Linked DNA regions of Homo sapiens: region 2 is linked to region 1. The links are chromatin loops, found by intact Hi-C in ENCODE. Cell type or tissue: A673. All regions are shown on one strand.

Region 1 (8,000 bases):
AACAACTTTGATGATCTGCCTTCTTCCACAATTGAAAAAGAAAAACAAAATAAGACATTATGACAGAGAAATTGTATACATAAGTAGAATAAAGTAAGGTCATTTGGAAAGATAACACATATATTCATTCCAAGGAGTCTTATATGATAATAAATTAAATCTCCCATGGGCTCTGAGCTTTCTTGTGCCTAAAGCAAAAAGAAAATGTAATCAGTTAAGAAATCTACATTACCCCTGAGATTAAAAATACTAATTTATCAGAAAAAAAGCTAGGTATCAAGAGTACACACAATCATTAATTTGCATTGTCTTATATCTCCTCATTTCACAAATGTTTCATTTTTATTACCCATTAATGTTAGTCTTCACGTTACAGGAAATATAAATGAATATTGGTTATTAAAATAAAAATCTAATTCAAAGCATTTTCTTCACAATAGCTTGTGAAAGAGAAGACTAAATTTAGTATTTAAATGGGCTTATTTGAATCACTTAATCAATGTGTTTCTAGTTGCATTTAGTTATGAAAACTGAATCAAACATCATCTTTCTTAGTAAACATTTAATAAGAGCTAAACTCATAGAAGAAACTAAGCTTTTAAAATAAAATGTTCCCAAAATAAACATTGACGATATCCATTTTTACATAAATAGAACAGCATCCCCCAAAAATAAAAAAGTGAGTGGAATTAAAGCCACCATTCAAATGTAGCAAAGCAAAGACACCATGAAACTCTCTTATTTTGCCTTATGCTTTATGAAGTTAGTGCCTGATTTACCCAAATGTATATTATGTACTACACAGCTCGGACTTTTAAAGGTCAAAGACAAATTCCTCAGTGAATTTTATTAAATGAAACTTGCCCTTCTTTTCCTGTCTTAAGTCCTGACTCCAGGTTTAATAAAAGTTGTTCTTCTCTCTTCACCCCTCCCCCCACTAATTCCCACGTTTTCAACAGTAAGTTCTCTAACCAGACAATGCTGAAGATATTTGCACATAAATTTATGACATAGGAGAAAAATAACAAAAGAGTCAGACCCAACATAGTATTAATTTAAAAGGCAATTAATTTTGAAGAAGAAAAAGGGTATCAACATAAACTCAGCAAGGGCATGAATGATAGTATATAGTACAAATAAATCTCTATTTGGGGGTCCTGAGAAATTTCAGCAAGTAGTTGTTGAGTAATGAATGTTTGTAATTCATTAGCCACTATTTTAAAATGCAAAGCACACCATGACATCAATGATGTTCTTTTTAATCTCAACAAACAGGCTATTACAATTAAAGCACTTGCAAAAAGACAGTACGTTTAAATATAAGTTTTGATGAGATTTCAATGTTTTAATAATAATTGAATAACACTTCATAATTCCATAGAAAGACATAAAAATCTTGAGATTGGTTCAAAAATATATGTGTTTGTAAACACCAACCTTTTATGAATATTTAGAAGCAGCTAGCATTTCTATTTTGAAAATTCTTTTTTTCTCAGATCTCTTAATAAGGTTTTAGTGTATCTTTAAGAAGATAATCGTTATTTACTTAAAAATATTTATTTTCCAAATACAGAAAATAATAACATTTACAAGTGCTTCATTTTCTATGCCCCCTTTCCATCTTCCTTCAGTTCCTAGACAACAAAACAATGGTTCATTCTTCATGTGGAAGAGTAAACTCAATAAACGCGAATGGCCAGGAGGCCTACAGCAGTGAAATTATGGCTTCACAAGGACTTTTTTTTTTCTTTATGAACAAGTTTAGAAAGACCTTTTTCAACATATTTTAAAGTCATGCATACTTCAATGATATAATTATCTTGGCAACACTAAATACTGCTGACTGACAAATGAGACCAAAATAATTAAGTTCTGTTCTTTGCACAATCAAGATTTAGTGCAGTAATCAATCTGGGTAAGAATTTGGAGTCTGGAGACTTCAGAAGATGAACAAGCTACTAGCTAAAATTGGTCATGTGGGAAGATGGTTAAATGAGTATACAGTTTATACATAGCTGTGAATACTCTTCATGTCTTAATCTTCATTAGAACCTGGTTGATTCATTGTTCATGTGGTCCTGTACTAAGTTGGACATGGTATACAAGTAGACAAAAGAACAATTGAAAAGATAATCCAATGCATTCAGTGGGCACGAACGGCATTGAAAATGTAAAATAATAGAGTTGAAAATATAATAGTTTTTAAGCAAAAAAAAAAAAGAGGTACGAATGCTGCTATGAAAGCATTAAGGTTATAAACATTATGATAAAAGAGAGAGAGAGAACACAATAAATACACTTTTCCACATACATATTTGTCGAACCGTGAGTATGGTCTGGATGCCTACCCAGTTTCCATTTTTATTTTCTTCTACCTAACTCTCTCTTCTCTCCTTGGAATAAATCATACAGCTTTCCATACCCTCAACAACACTCCCACTACATGGTTTTTCCCTGTGGAATCAGACTGCCGTCATAGAGAGGTGTTCATGTTAAGTACTTCTCCTGAGGGCTGGAACTCCAGGCTTCATCAGATTGATACACTTAGCAGGTCCATCAGGGATGTCAAAGTGAAATATAACCAGGTCAGTTGGGTGCATTAGTAACTACTGGGATTTACAACCAGCTACAAATACTATATATGTGTATATATATATGCACACACATATATATACATGCACACATACATACATATATACACATATATATACACAAATATTGTATATTTGTAGACAATATTGTAAACTTGTACATATATATTTATATATACACACATATATAAGAAATCATAATAATTTAATAATTTCTCTTGTCAAGAGCTTATTCTGAATACTACCCACGGACCTCAGAAAAAGAAAGAGCATTTTTTTCCCAGCAAAATGCATCCTCCTTTGTAGTGGGCTAAGGAATAGGCACCATGAACAGGTGATACCATTGTAATTTAAAGAATGGAAGAAAGTCAAATAAGAGTATCTACCATCCAACGAAAGGAACTGTATGCAGAAGTCTTTTGGGATCTCCAACTGAGGATAACCGGCTCCCTCTGATTCTGGGTACACATGTCTGCCTCCATGAATGTTAGCATGCGGCCAGGGTGGGGGAGCAATGGACGTCTACACCAGTGCTTGGCCATTTGTAGAGTGGAAATTGCACTTTGCTTTCAAAAATGGATTCTCCTCCCAGCACCATGCAACTCGACTAGCTGAAGGCACAAATGGAATAAATGCACATTCTAAAAAAAGGAGGGAGGGGGCGAAAAAATAAACCCCACCCAGGAATCTTTAAGGGAAACAGGTGCTAGCAAGAGAAAGCGGCCAGCTGTCAATAACACTTAAAACTCCATCTTCGTTACTCTGAAAACAATTTCAATGGGGGAAATACCGTGCCCTGTTCCTGAGGGTTTAATTTACTAGGCTGTCTCTGTGAATTAGAGTCAGATCTAAGTTTCGCACTCAGGAGCGGTTTTCTCTGTCGACTACGTTTGCTCTTCCGAGCTCCAAGTCGGTTTCTAAAATGGGCAAGCCTTTTCCCTCCCGGCAGCCTTGACCCCCACTCCTCCAAGTCGTCACTTTTATTTACAGCCCGGTGAGCGGTGTCTGTGTCGCTCAGCCTGGCCCCAAGAACAGTCACCGCGAACAATGAGCCAGACAAGGGACCCACCCAGAGAACGCCTGCTCGCCGGCCGCGCGCAAGCCCGCTAGCGCGGGACGCTCCGGGCTTCGGGGCTCTGGGTGCCCCCACCCCTTCCCCTCTAAACCCCAAGGAAAGCAAGAAGGTAGGTCGTTCCCTACACCCAGGTACTCGTGCTCACCCAACCAGCCCTGCCTCCCAGCACCCACCAATTAGATGCCGTATCTAAAAAGAAAATAAAAAAAGCGGGGCAGCGTGGCGGTTCAGCCGGCTGCCGACCCGGATCCAACTCGCCCAGCTTGCGGGTTTGGCGCTCACTTGCGCCCGAGTCCGCGGCATTTTGAAATCCCGGAGGATTTGGGGTGGGGGCAAGAGGTGGGGCCACGAGCCATAAAGTGGCTTCCGCTCCCTCCCCCCGGCCTGGCACAGCTCCGGGATCGGGCAAGACACAAAAGACGGGTCTTATCAGTGCCAACAACTCTGCCGCCGCCTCGGGCCATGCTGCGCACGGGAACCGGGCGGCGGGCCTCGCGGTCGGGTCTCTGCGCCGGCCGCGGCGCGCCGGGAGGCTGGAGCATCCTGGACGCCGCCAGAGCTCCCCGGTGCGCTTTTCGCGCAGAACCTCCGTCAGCAGCTCCTCGCTTCGCAGATAAAGAAGTAAAGGCGACGGAGGAGAAATGGAGAGAAAAGGGAAGACTTACTTGGGGGCCGAAGGCTCAGCCTGACTCCCGCTTCGGACTCGGCAGGTGTCTAGCACCGCGGGCCCAGGCGGAAGGCGCTGGCGCAGCGCAGAGCAGGGACTCCACTTATCGAGGACTGGAAACTCCCCTTGCCGCCCGGCCTCCGCGCTGCGCTCCTTGCTGTCACCGCTCCGAGCGACGCAGGCACGCTCCCCGCTGCCTCCTAGTCCTGGTGGGTCTCTCTGCTCTCTTCTCCGGGTTCGTCCGCTCCCTCACAGACCACACCCTGTCACCTCAGCAGCCCTCCACTCCTTCCTCTTTGACACTTCCACCGGTTACTCCGCCGTCTGCGTCCTCCCACCCCCACTCAGCCCACGTGCTCCTGCCGCTCCCTCGGCTCTAACTTCCCCTGCCGGGAGCCCCCACCTCCGCTCTGAAAACCCTTTGGTCTCTGAGCAGGGGAAAGGTCCTGGGGTCTTCGCCCACATCTCCCCAGGCCCTTCGGTGCAAAGGACCTTGCTTTGATTTTGTCGTTGCGATGGTTTAGATATATTGTGTACTACATATTAAGATGTATTTCTTTAAATGAGCTACATATCACTTTTAATACTGTAGAAATGTATTCCCAGGTGTTAATCATCTAACCGCTGTTCATTGGCCTTTGGAGTTAGACTGTCAGCCCAGCTTTTCTCCATATGCAAAAAGGCCCACAAAGTTCCAGAACACCCTCTTTACCCCAATCCAAGCCACACGTGCCCTTTTCTAATGAGCCCGCTTCCTCGCTGTTATTGTTGTGGAAATATTTTTATATTTACTTTTCCCTGTTTCTGCAGACAATGAGAAGTTCCTTTCTAAGGGCTTCCCTCAGCATTCTGTTCTTAGTTTCATGATAATACCTATCACTCATGTGACATTTTCCTGTTTGGATTACTTCCTCTACTACTGGTCTTTAAGTTTCTCTAGGCAGAACTATTGGTCTGTAAGTTTGTTCAGGCAGAAATAATTCATACTCATATTCATAACTTTGTCAACAGCTCCTAGTGTGGTCCTCGGCATACAGTACGTATTCAAACAATGTTCAAGGAGTGAATGTCCCTTAAATATGAGGCAAGCTTTGGTGGTTTTATGTGGTATTTAAAGGAAGGAAGACTTCAATTTGTATGCTTGGCTTGTATCCCATATAATTAGTCCTGTGGAAAACAAAGCATTTTGGAGTTAGCTGGATGATTGCTCATACGTTCCTTTAATTCTTGAAACAAGTCTTCCTTGTAAGTATTACCCACTTTTTCTAAGATGATACTCAGGTTGGTAACTTGGTGGTCACTAAATGTGAAGACCCCTAAGCCTTAGAGATCCCATGGTTCTTCACACCAGCCCAAGCTGCATCAGGCTGGCGTTAATGCAATACTTGACTGCCCAGCTACCCAGCCACATGCAAAACCTGCCTACCAGTACCACAGAGAGCTTACCCAACCATCTTTCCTCCAAAAATAGCATTTATTTTTCCCTCCCTCTTTCTCTTCTCTTGCTTGACTCACTTAAGTCAGAGTTCTAAAAAACAATAAACAAACACCTCTCAATGCTCAGACCTCTTGTTAAACTTATTGTCTTAACTCCTAAACTTAAAATTACTTTCATGAACATATCTTGCCTTAGCTATCCCTGTGTCTCACACAGGGCTCCATATCTCTTTGGTTTCTCCATTCAAATAAATAGTAATTAACATTTGTTAAGTCTAGAGAGACCAAAGATCAGGTAGCAGCCAGCCATTGGTCCAAGCATTAACACATAATAGCTCATTTAATCCTCAACAACCTTGTGAGATAGAGCCTATTTTATAGTCGGGGAACATAGGCATAGAGGTATATCACATAGCCAGTAATTAGTGGAGCAGAAATTAGATCCCTGGCAATCTGCTTCAGAGGCTGCTTTCTCGACCACCATGCTTTAAATGGCCTGCCATAATCCCTGGCACCTAATACATGTTAATGAGCATTTTAAAAATAATGAATGTTTACCCATCCACACTTAGCATCATAGCAGGAAGAAGAGACGGTAATGAAATGGGTAGAACTTCAGGTTTTTGAGGACATATAATTGACCTCAATACCACAAGAACTGCTTTCTGTGGTGGGACTATGGACCCTACCTGTGGCCTGTATTTGAAACATGAGAGGGACATGGTCCATGCTCATGACATCAGGTGTGCGTGACAGATCGCTGAGCCTTCACGTTTGGGTTCTAGGACCTCCTTCACAATCAGTGAAAGGCATCTCCAGCTAAACCGATTCCTGGCCAAGCCCACCAACAAGCCAATTTGTGTTCTTCAGGGACCCAGCAGTGAGCAATGTCAGTTCCTGTGGCAGGTTAAATAATGGCCCCCACAGATACCCATGTTCTAATCCCCTAGAAACTCTGTTACTTTATATGGAAGAAAATGGATTTTGCAGATGTGATGAAATTAAGAATCCTGAGAAGGGGAGATTATCCTGGATTATCAGCGTGGGCCTTAAGTGCAATCATAGGTCCTTTTAAGTAGGAGACAGAAGGAAATTTGAGACACAGAAGAGGAAAAGGGAATGTGACCACAGAGACAAAGATTGGAATGATGCAGTCACAAGCCAATGAATGGCAGCAGCCACCAGAAGCTGGAAGAGGCAAGGAAGGAATTCTCTCCAAGAGCTTCTCAAGGAAGCACAATCCTGCTTTCATATTGATTTCTGTCCAGTGAAAGTGATTTTGGACTTCTGGCCTCCAGAACTGTACAGAAATAAGTGTATATTGTTTTAAATCACCAAGTTTGTGGTAATTTGTTACAACAGCCAAAGGAAATGAAAATACAGTTCCCAAATCTGCAAGATGACTTTCAATACCTGGGGATGAAACAAAAAGATATTTCAAGCAATTGATCAATTTTCTCTTCTGTGGCCAATGAAGCCAATCATTTGTGGGGAGTGAAGGAGGAGGAGAGAGGAACATTTAGCTCTCAGCATATTATATAAAAGCCTTCCGATCTAGACTTTGCCATTATCTCCAAATAATAAATACATACAATAACTGGGATATACTTATATGATTTAAAGTAGACTTGAAAATTTAAATTTGTTGCTCACTACCCAACCATATTGCCTAAAGTACATGATAGTTTACAATTTTTTTAATTTACTAATATTTTATTTAGGATTTTAGCATCCTTGTATAATAGTGCCAGAACTACCCTACTGCTAGTAAGTAAGAAGGAGGCATTACTAATCAACAGACATAAAGTTTCAGTCAAGTGAGATGGGCAAGCACAAGAGATCTGCTGTACAGCATTGTACCTATAGGCAACAATAATGTATTATACACTTAAAAATTTAAGAGGGTAAGATCTCCTTTAAGTGTTCTTACCACAATAAAATAAAATATAAAAAATCAATATCTGGTTTAATTTTAAATATGTATGCTATAATTATCTAGTGAACATATTCATTATTCATTATAGTTAAAAGTGTTAATTTGTAAAATGAAAAAATACATAAATTCTTCTAGAATGTAATTCAGGCTCTCTTGACCTCTGAGATGCTCTAGTACGTTAAATTAAGAACCTTGATGAAGGTATTATATTTCTTTTTAACTGGGACCACCAGATAAAATATCCAGTTAATACAAATTACATCCAGTTAAATACAAATTACAGATAAACAGTTT
Region 2 (8,000 bases), 1.1 Mb after region 1:
AAAAGTACAGTTTCCTGACTGCAACCTGGCAGGAAGTCCTTCCTTGAAGCAGGGAGAAGGAGGGAGTTTTCCCATGTCTACCAATCACAATAGATAATGCAAACAGCCTTTGGCTGTCAGCTCCTTCAAAGTCTGCCTTGGCTGCAAAGAGCTGCCTTGCCCGCAAAGAGCTGCCTTGCCCAAGGTCATTCTCTTCCCCAGAGAGCTCACACCTGGAAATTCAGTAAAGAAATATAAAAGAGGCAATTCCTTCCTGACTTATGCAACTCTGATGTGCAGTCGTTGCACCAGAGCTCTCTGCAAGGTTAGCTAAAGCTCTGTTGGGCCTGCCTCTCATTTTTATTTCTTCCTCTGCCCAATCATGCCTCCTTCACTTTTCTTTCACAGGTATTGATTCCTAATAAATATAACATACCCCAAACTTCATCTCAGTGTTTCCTTTCAGAAAACCAAAACTAAGAGAGTTGGTATTGAGAACAGTCAGAGAGTGGGTGATAAGATGGGGCTTTGGAGCTAAAGCACTGCTGGCTGCCTGGCTCACAATGAGGACCCCATCACTGGCAGTAGATGGAACACAAAGACAGCCTCTAGAACAAGATGGCAGTCAGTTGTCAAAGCTGACAGCATAGCCCAAGGATATACTTGGTTGAAGAGGGAAGAAAGAGACTATGCCACAAAGGACCTGCAAAGTATAGCCAGAATGCATGGGCAGAAATCAAGGGCATACACATGAGGCTGAATTATAACAGTGCTGGTTTAAGGGGGCCAGAATACCCCCAAGTCAATAAACTCTTCACTCCATCTCCAGGGAGTTAAAATTGGGTAAGAAATATATTGACATGGGAGAGATACACAGTTTAACATCTTAGCAAGAATTCCAGGAAATAGTATGAACTTGTTACTACCATGACTCCTAGAAATACAGAGAAAAAATGGCCTATGCTGGAGAAGCAAAATCCTAGCTTTTACATGGAAGATGGTTGAAGAATGGATTAAAATACTTAGGAAAGGCAGCATGGTAGAATGGCTATACTATATTCACTTGAAGACCTGCCAGGTGATATACTCCAGAAGAAAGCTCATGGCAGACACCATTTACTAATACCAGAAAAAAAAAATGCTATTGAGAAGGGCACCAGCCTCATTAAGATGTGAAACAGCAGCTTTACACTATACATCAGGCATGATGTTTGGAAATGTTGTTACGGAACTTGGCTTAGTTATGGTAAAGGGGATAAGACCCCAAAACATAGAAGCCAAGCCAAAAGGCCACAATTATCATGGTGAGTGGAAAGACTGGAGTGGCAATCAAAGGGACCTAACTCACAAAAAACTGTGTTGATGGTTGATGGAACATAGCAACCACCCTAGGAGCAAAACAGGCGGGCAGCCAACAAGGATACTACTCAACTTGTACCAACAAAGGAAATAAATGATGGATGTCAAGGAGTCTGAGGGAGGGCACCCCATTAAAAAGTCATAATTCATTATGCAATTTCTAGATGTGAACCAGTTTTCAGACCCAGTCTGTATTATGAAGATTCCTACAAAGTCTTAGGTACTATACATGGTAATATTTGATTATTTTCCCCAAAGGGTCTTTTGGCCATTTACTCAAGGAAACTAAACATTGAGGAAAAAGAGAATTCCCAAACATTTTAAGGATTGTTTGAAAATGGGTATGAATTGACAATGAAACCTGGAAGCCCAAAGCAGTATGATGGCCCTCTGTTAGAGTTGAAGCACATAAGGGCCAGATAATAAATGGCTAATGTCCACTTTACAATGGGTCAGCTTGATCTGCAGACCTATATGGTGATCATCTCCATACTTCCAGGATACATAATTGAACTTAGCATGTTTGACAATTGGTGAAACTTCTATATTAGGGTTGCTGCTTTCCCCTGTGAAATCTTTAATCCTACAGGCTACGTGGAAGCTTCTAAAACTGCCCCACCAATAGCCAAAGGGGTAAATCAAACACAATATTTCGTCTTCAGGAAGGGGACAGTGCAAAGTTGCTGCAGGGAAAGGTTCTGATGCCCAAAGTGCTAACACTTTCATGCAAAACATAGCAAGTATCTCATTGAATGGTAAGCTATAGTTGGCTCAAGGGCACTTTGGCCTACTTGTATCCAGGAATTAGAAAGTAAGAAAAAAGTCACAATCTTGGTAGAGGAACTTGACCCTGATCATGAGGAGGAGTTAGGACTGCTTTTACACAGGTGGCCGACTTGGGTACTTCTTGGAACTGAGTTGCCCAATTATCACTATAAATGGAAAAATTCCTACAACCCTAGCCAGAGAAGGGCATGGTAATCATGGCCTCAGTCACTCCAGGGGAAAGTCTCTGAAGAGTTTAATAGTTACCCCAGACTTAAATTGTTGCTTGATATGGTTTCCATACATTCTAGAACCTAGAACATAATATTGTATTGACTTCTTTTTGCTGAATTTTAGATTGGTTCCTGGCTATCATTATTTTCCATGACTTAATGGTTAAAGTATAAACATGGATTTATTTGAAAAATTATGACTTTCCACAACACCGCACCTCATACGTAAAAGCAGCCAGTAGGATTTTTTATTTATTTTTGAGACGGAGTTTCGCTGTTGTTGCCCAGGCTGGAGTGCAATGGCTCAATGTCGGCTCAAGGCAACTTCCGCCTCCCGGGAGCGATTCTCCTGCCTCAGCCTCCCGAGTAGCTGGGATTATAGGCATGCGCCACCACGCCCGGCTAATTTTTTGTGTTTTTAGTAGAGACAGGGTTTCTCCATGTTGGTCAGGCTGGTCTCGAACCCCCGACCTCAGGTGATTTCTCCCCCACCCCCCCGCCGCCTCAGCCTCCCAAAGTGCTGGGATTATAGGCATGAGCCACCGCGCCCGGTCACCTGTAGGATTTTGTTATTCAGAAATACAGTCCCTCTTAAGTAGGGTGAACCACAAAAGTGAGCCTACGTTCTCGCTTATTTCTGTCTCCTCTCTTTGAAGGTCACTATAGATGCAACTGGCAACTGGGACCATGACATCTGTATAAACACTGACCAGCAATTTATCTTTCTAGGATCAGAATGGGGAGGCAGCGCAGCTTGAGGAAGAAGGGCCAGGAGATAAACAACACACATTCAACTGAGGCCCCCTAGTGGCTGAGGAAATGTTAATCAAATACTTTTCCAGACTAATTTCTACCAATTTCGATAGAAGTTTGGTGGAAACGCTGCTATCTCCACCCCATATTTCGTTCCATGGATCCTTACCATTTGCTTTCATTCCCGTTTCTACCCTTCCAACGCAGATCTGCACATTCCTGGGGCATCCTAAACATGTCTGAAGACCTACTGAATATTGAGTCTAAGATCATCTCCCCTTGGTACTGGAAGTAATACAAATAGTGTTATCTCTACATTTATTTCCCCAGGCTCTTTCTATAGGTTTAATAGACAAGGATGATATACACATTTCATACTATTTGAAAATCACTTCCTGACTACACTTTTACATACTTGAAAATGGATTCTCAACTTCTTTTGCGTGATTTCTATCTAACTTTGTCATTTGGGCTTCAATACACTCCATACATTCACTAGGGTATTATAACACAGTAATTTTATCTTTAGTGTACTGTTGTGGACTTTAATAGCTAGATTTCTAGTTCAAACAAGGATTCAATAGAACCTGTGCTTCAACCTGAATGGAGTTTGACTGAACAACCCTAATTTGCCATGAGGAAAAAATATTGAGTGCTATAGCTTCAAATGGTAACATATTCAGAAGATGAGATTTCTTGTGCAAATGATTTGTCTCCAAAAGTTTACCAACTTCTGCTTAAGAGCAAATTTCAAGGGATAAAGTAATTTTTAAGGTATTGATCTTTAAGAAACATTTCCTGTATTTTAAACCAAGCAAATATATAACCTAAACATCTAAAGATGTATGTTCTATGAATACTAAGTTACAGCATGATTAAAGACACATTCATTGTCAGTGATTTCTATATTTTGCAATAGCAGAGGGAGCCATAAAAGGGGAATGGAGCAATACAGCCTATATTCTAATACTTGTCAGACTTCTGCCAGGCAGTGATCAACAGTAAGGATTCCATGACAATGTTACCATGACAATCCTAGGAACAGACAGAATGGAAATGAAAGAGACTCTAGACACTGATAACAGGACATCTACTACTCCCCCAAGTCCTGCCTGATCAGTAAACCAGTAACCTCATGTTACCAAATTTTTAGCTTAGTGGTTAGTACAGGTGAACATTAGTGAGTTATGATCATTCTAAGTATTCTTCAACCAACTAAGAACAACACTACAATACGTCAAAGTTACATGTGTTTTCTAGATCAAGCTAAAATGTAAAGATGATGTAGGTTCTCTGAGAATTCACATTTTACTCTTACTGTAAATGACTATCCTGTAAGTGTTTAATGCCCTTTCCCTACCATTCTAAGAAAATAACTGAATCCTTATTAGCATATGTAGGTGAATGGTTAATAGTACATAAAAAAGAACTTACTTTATTCACAATTTGTTAATGAATCCAAATCATTTTGAGCATCAATGCCTCAATCAGTGTCTTTCAAAATCCATCTCAAAACTTCCCAACCCACCATAGCCCCTGGGGATTTATGCCCTCCCTAAACCATCACTTATGTGTCATGACAGGGTACACATTACAACTAAAGCTCCTTGTGGATCCCGGCATCTAAACTGCAAAGAACATCAAATGTCTAAGTGAAATTTGTCACTTGATATTTTTGGACCCACATCATCACACAGTGTTAAACCTGAGTGGATCTGAGGTCATCTAGTTTACTTACCCTCTTCACATAAAGCTTCTTTACATGTAAAGTAAGTGACTTTCCTGGGGTCAAAAGATCATTGCACAGCAAATGTATGCTAGAAATATAGACTCTTGGCCCTGAATAGATGGCAAATACTTCATTGTTTCTGGATCAGATCTTATGGAAGCAGCCCTCTGTGTTACCTGATGATTTTTGCAATCCATGACTATGTCAACATGCTACGGAGATGAGAAACAAATTTGCTTTGATTTTATACACTGTTTGTGGCACAGAGATTGGTCACCTGCTTTTCCCAGCCCAGTTTGCAATGCCAGATTTATGGCATTTTTAAATTCTGCCTGCTAATTCCTTGCTACTCTGCTTTTCCAAATCAAATTCAGTCAGACTTATCTAGCTCTGTCTGAATGTGTCCCTTGATTGAGTGATGTTAGTTCAAGAAAAAACACTCAAATCAATTTAATGCAAATTCCCATTCACAGCCTGGTTGACCCATCAGGATACTGACAATAATAGATTGGGGTACTTAATTCCTAAGGCATGTGACTCATCGAAGGCTTAGTAATCAATTTCCATTGCTGCGACTGCATAATTCATCTTTGGTGCTCTTAAGCTCTGGAATACCAAGTGTCTGTTCATTTTTTTTAAGGCCTACACATTCCTTCCGAATAGCAAAGCCCTTTTCGTGTCTCTGCAATCATTTCCTTATCTAAATTTCCATATGCCACCCTGGCAAGGTGTCCCACCTGTGAAGGCTTTAGATCAATAAAAATAATTGGCATGTTTTCCCTCCAGTTGCAGATGCCTGAAATAGATTACATGCTGCTCTAGCAGACAATAGGAAGATGAAATGGAGGCTGGTCACTGCCTCTATCCACATTAGCTATTAACTCTCTACAGGACAGCCAGTAGGGATTCTTATAGTTTGAACCCTGTTTCCCAAGATCCCCAATCTGTTTTATTCTCTAAGCATTAAAGTGAATGGGAAGCATATACAAATAGGCAACAAGCAGATGTCCTTTCCATTTCAAGAAAGGCATGCTGTGTTCCATCCAGACTGTACCTGCATTTGTCATTTTTTGTGTCTCTTTTCCTGTGACAAAAGCCTTATGTTGAGATCAGATTATGCCCTGGGAATTTTCTTTGGCAACTAGGTAAGGTTTTGTCTCAATTCTTAACTCTACAGGCAAGAAAATTGTTAAGTCAAATAAATCTGTAGAATAGAAGCCATTGTTTTACTAACTTTTGTCTACAGGAGCCAAGTGTTTACCCATAACTTTGATTTTCCTGAGGCAGGAAACTAAATTAGTCATGTTTCCTCTATGTACTTGTATTCCCCAGATACCGAAGACTATATGCACCACCAAGTCATTCATGAGAGCTGCAGTAGACATTCCATTCAGGATTATGTTTCTGTCACTTTCTGAGCAAATAACAAAAGTATTAAAGGAGCTAATCATGCCTCTGAAAACATAGTATTTCCCTTGGCCTTATCTCTTCTGATATAAATCTGTGTCCTCTCATTTTATAGAATTAAAAATCATTTATAAGAAAATAATGCCTAAAAAGAATTAGAAAAAGATAAGGATGTTAGTGAATGTGTAAGCTTACGCTCTATTCTGAGTAAGTCGCAAGAATGTGAGAAGTTGGAAAAAAGTACTTGTAGAAGTATAAGGAATGAGAGTACTTCTCAAAGTTGGGTGGATGCCATTAGCAGGAAATGTTCTTGCAGTAGTAACCCAGCAGTAATAAATATATATATATTTATGGTTATATAATAATTTATATATTTACATATATTTTATATATGTTGTATGTTTATATATAAATATATAACTTGTTTATATTTACACACATATGTATATAAATATATTACACATTATATGTATCTATGTAGTATATACATTTGCTTTATAACACATATGTATATATGTAATTTATATACACATATATACACATATATACATGTGTGTAAATATAAATATATACACATTTATATATTTATATATACACATATTTACATGCATCTATATGTAAATATATTTTATGTGTTAAATCATATATATAACATTCTAAAATTTAGCTAGAAACAAACTCCTTCCTCATAAAGCTTACAATATAATAAGTATTCAATGATAAAGCAGTCTCCTATACATATACATTTGTATATCCTATATAGACATTATTAATTACATTAAAATGTTTTCACTTGCCTTTTTGGTTGTTTGGAATTGAGTATGATAGACCCTTTTTTCCATTTTTACAGAAAAATAACAGTGCATTCATTTTAATACTACATATGGAATACATTGTACACTCGTGCTTTAAGACATCACAAGTTTGTACATATAAACTTGTGGGATAAACTTGTAAATATGGGGTTGAACCAACATGTTTGTTTGAATATGAGTGTGGTATTGACTGTATACATAGGTTCATTCTTTTGTGCATTAAAACTGATATTCTATTCTGAAGATGTCAGTCTTTAATCTTAGTAAGGAAAAACGAACATAATCAGCTACCCTTTAAAATCATGTAAAAGCCTAAAACTACAAAAGACTCAAATTTATGTTACTAAACAACAGAGACTATATAAGACCCTAAAATTTTCCAGAGGGGAGAAGTAAGTCACAAAAAAAAGAAATGAGAATCAGAATGTCTTTGGAACTCTTAACATCAACACTAGATATATGAAGGCAATAGCAAAATATCGTCAAAATTCTGACCCAAAAAAATGGTGGTCTACCCTCACACTTGATTGGTGGTTTGCATAGGCAGAGGAATCCAGGTTGAAAAAGACATTTTCAGACCTGGAACTAAAATATACCTTTCATGCACTTTGTCTCAGGTACTAATGAAGGATGCATTCCATCAAACCAAGGTTGTAAACAATGATGACAATAACAACAGTAAGATTGTTGTTATTCAGGAAAGAGGAGCTTTCCTGAATGAAAAGAGGAGCTTTTGATTCAGGAAAGAGGAGCTTGAACATTGGAGAGCAGAGAAATGAAGTCTCAGATGAGTAATAAGTCATGCCCAGAGAATAATCAATCCTGACAGTGCTAGAGAATAGAAGGCTGCAAGGGGGAAGTTATCTAGGAAATAAAAAGCACACTAGATCTCAATTTTTGATTTAGAAAAAACAGTTGGTATTTGACAGCTCATTTGAACTTTTTAGAAAATAGATACAT

What was found. Hi-C counts contacts between places; a loop is a spot of excess contacts. Peaks named below come from ENCODE experiments on the same cell type or tissue, not always from the same donor. Only the 100,000 strongest peaks of a DNase experiment are listed, where the experiment ranks them.
Region 2: it touches region 1 in a loop (4-fold over the local background); 2 of 110 quality-filtered maps call a loop at or near these places.

Annotation. Positions count from the first base shown.
Region 1 is chr15:47,180,750-47,188,749 of GRCh38, reverse strand. It overlaps a transcript of SEMA6D not described here. Among named protein-coding and RNA genes, the nearest start is that of SEMA6D, 530 kb to the left of the region's middle. In A673, no CTCF peak of the experiment used is centred here; DNase peaks (open chromatin) are centred at 3,609, 4,089 and 4,439; H3K4me3 peaks cover 2,262 bases; H3K27ac peaks cover 1,571 bases.
Region 2 is chr15:46,087,185-46,095,184 of GRCh38, reverse strand. No RefSeq gene overlaps it. Among named protein-coding and RNA genes, the nearest start is that of SQOR, 460 kb to the right of the region's middle. RefSeq lists a silencer at 1-274. In A673, a CTCF peak has its summit at 3,146 (motif pointing left); DNase peaks (open chromatin) are centred at 3,124, 5,374 and 6,144; H3K27ac peaks cover 1,169 bases.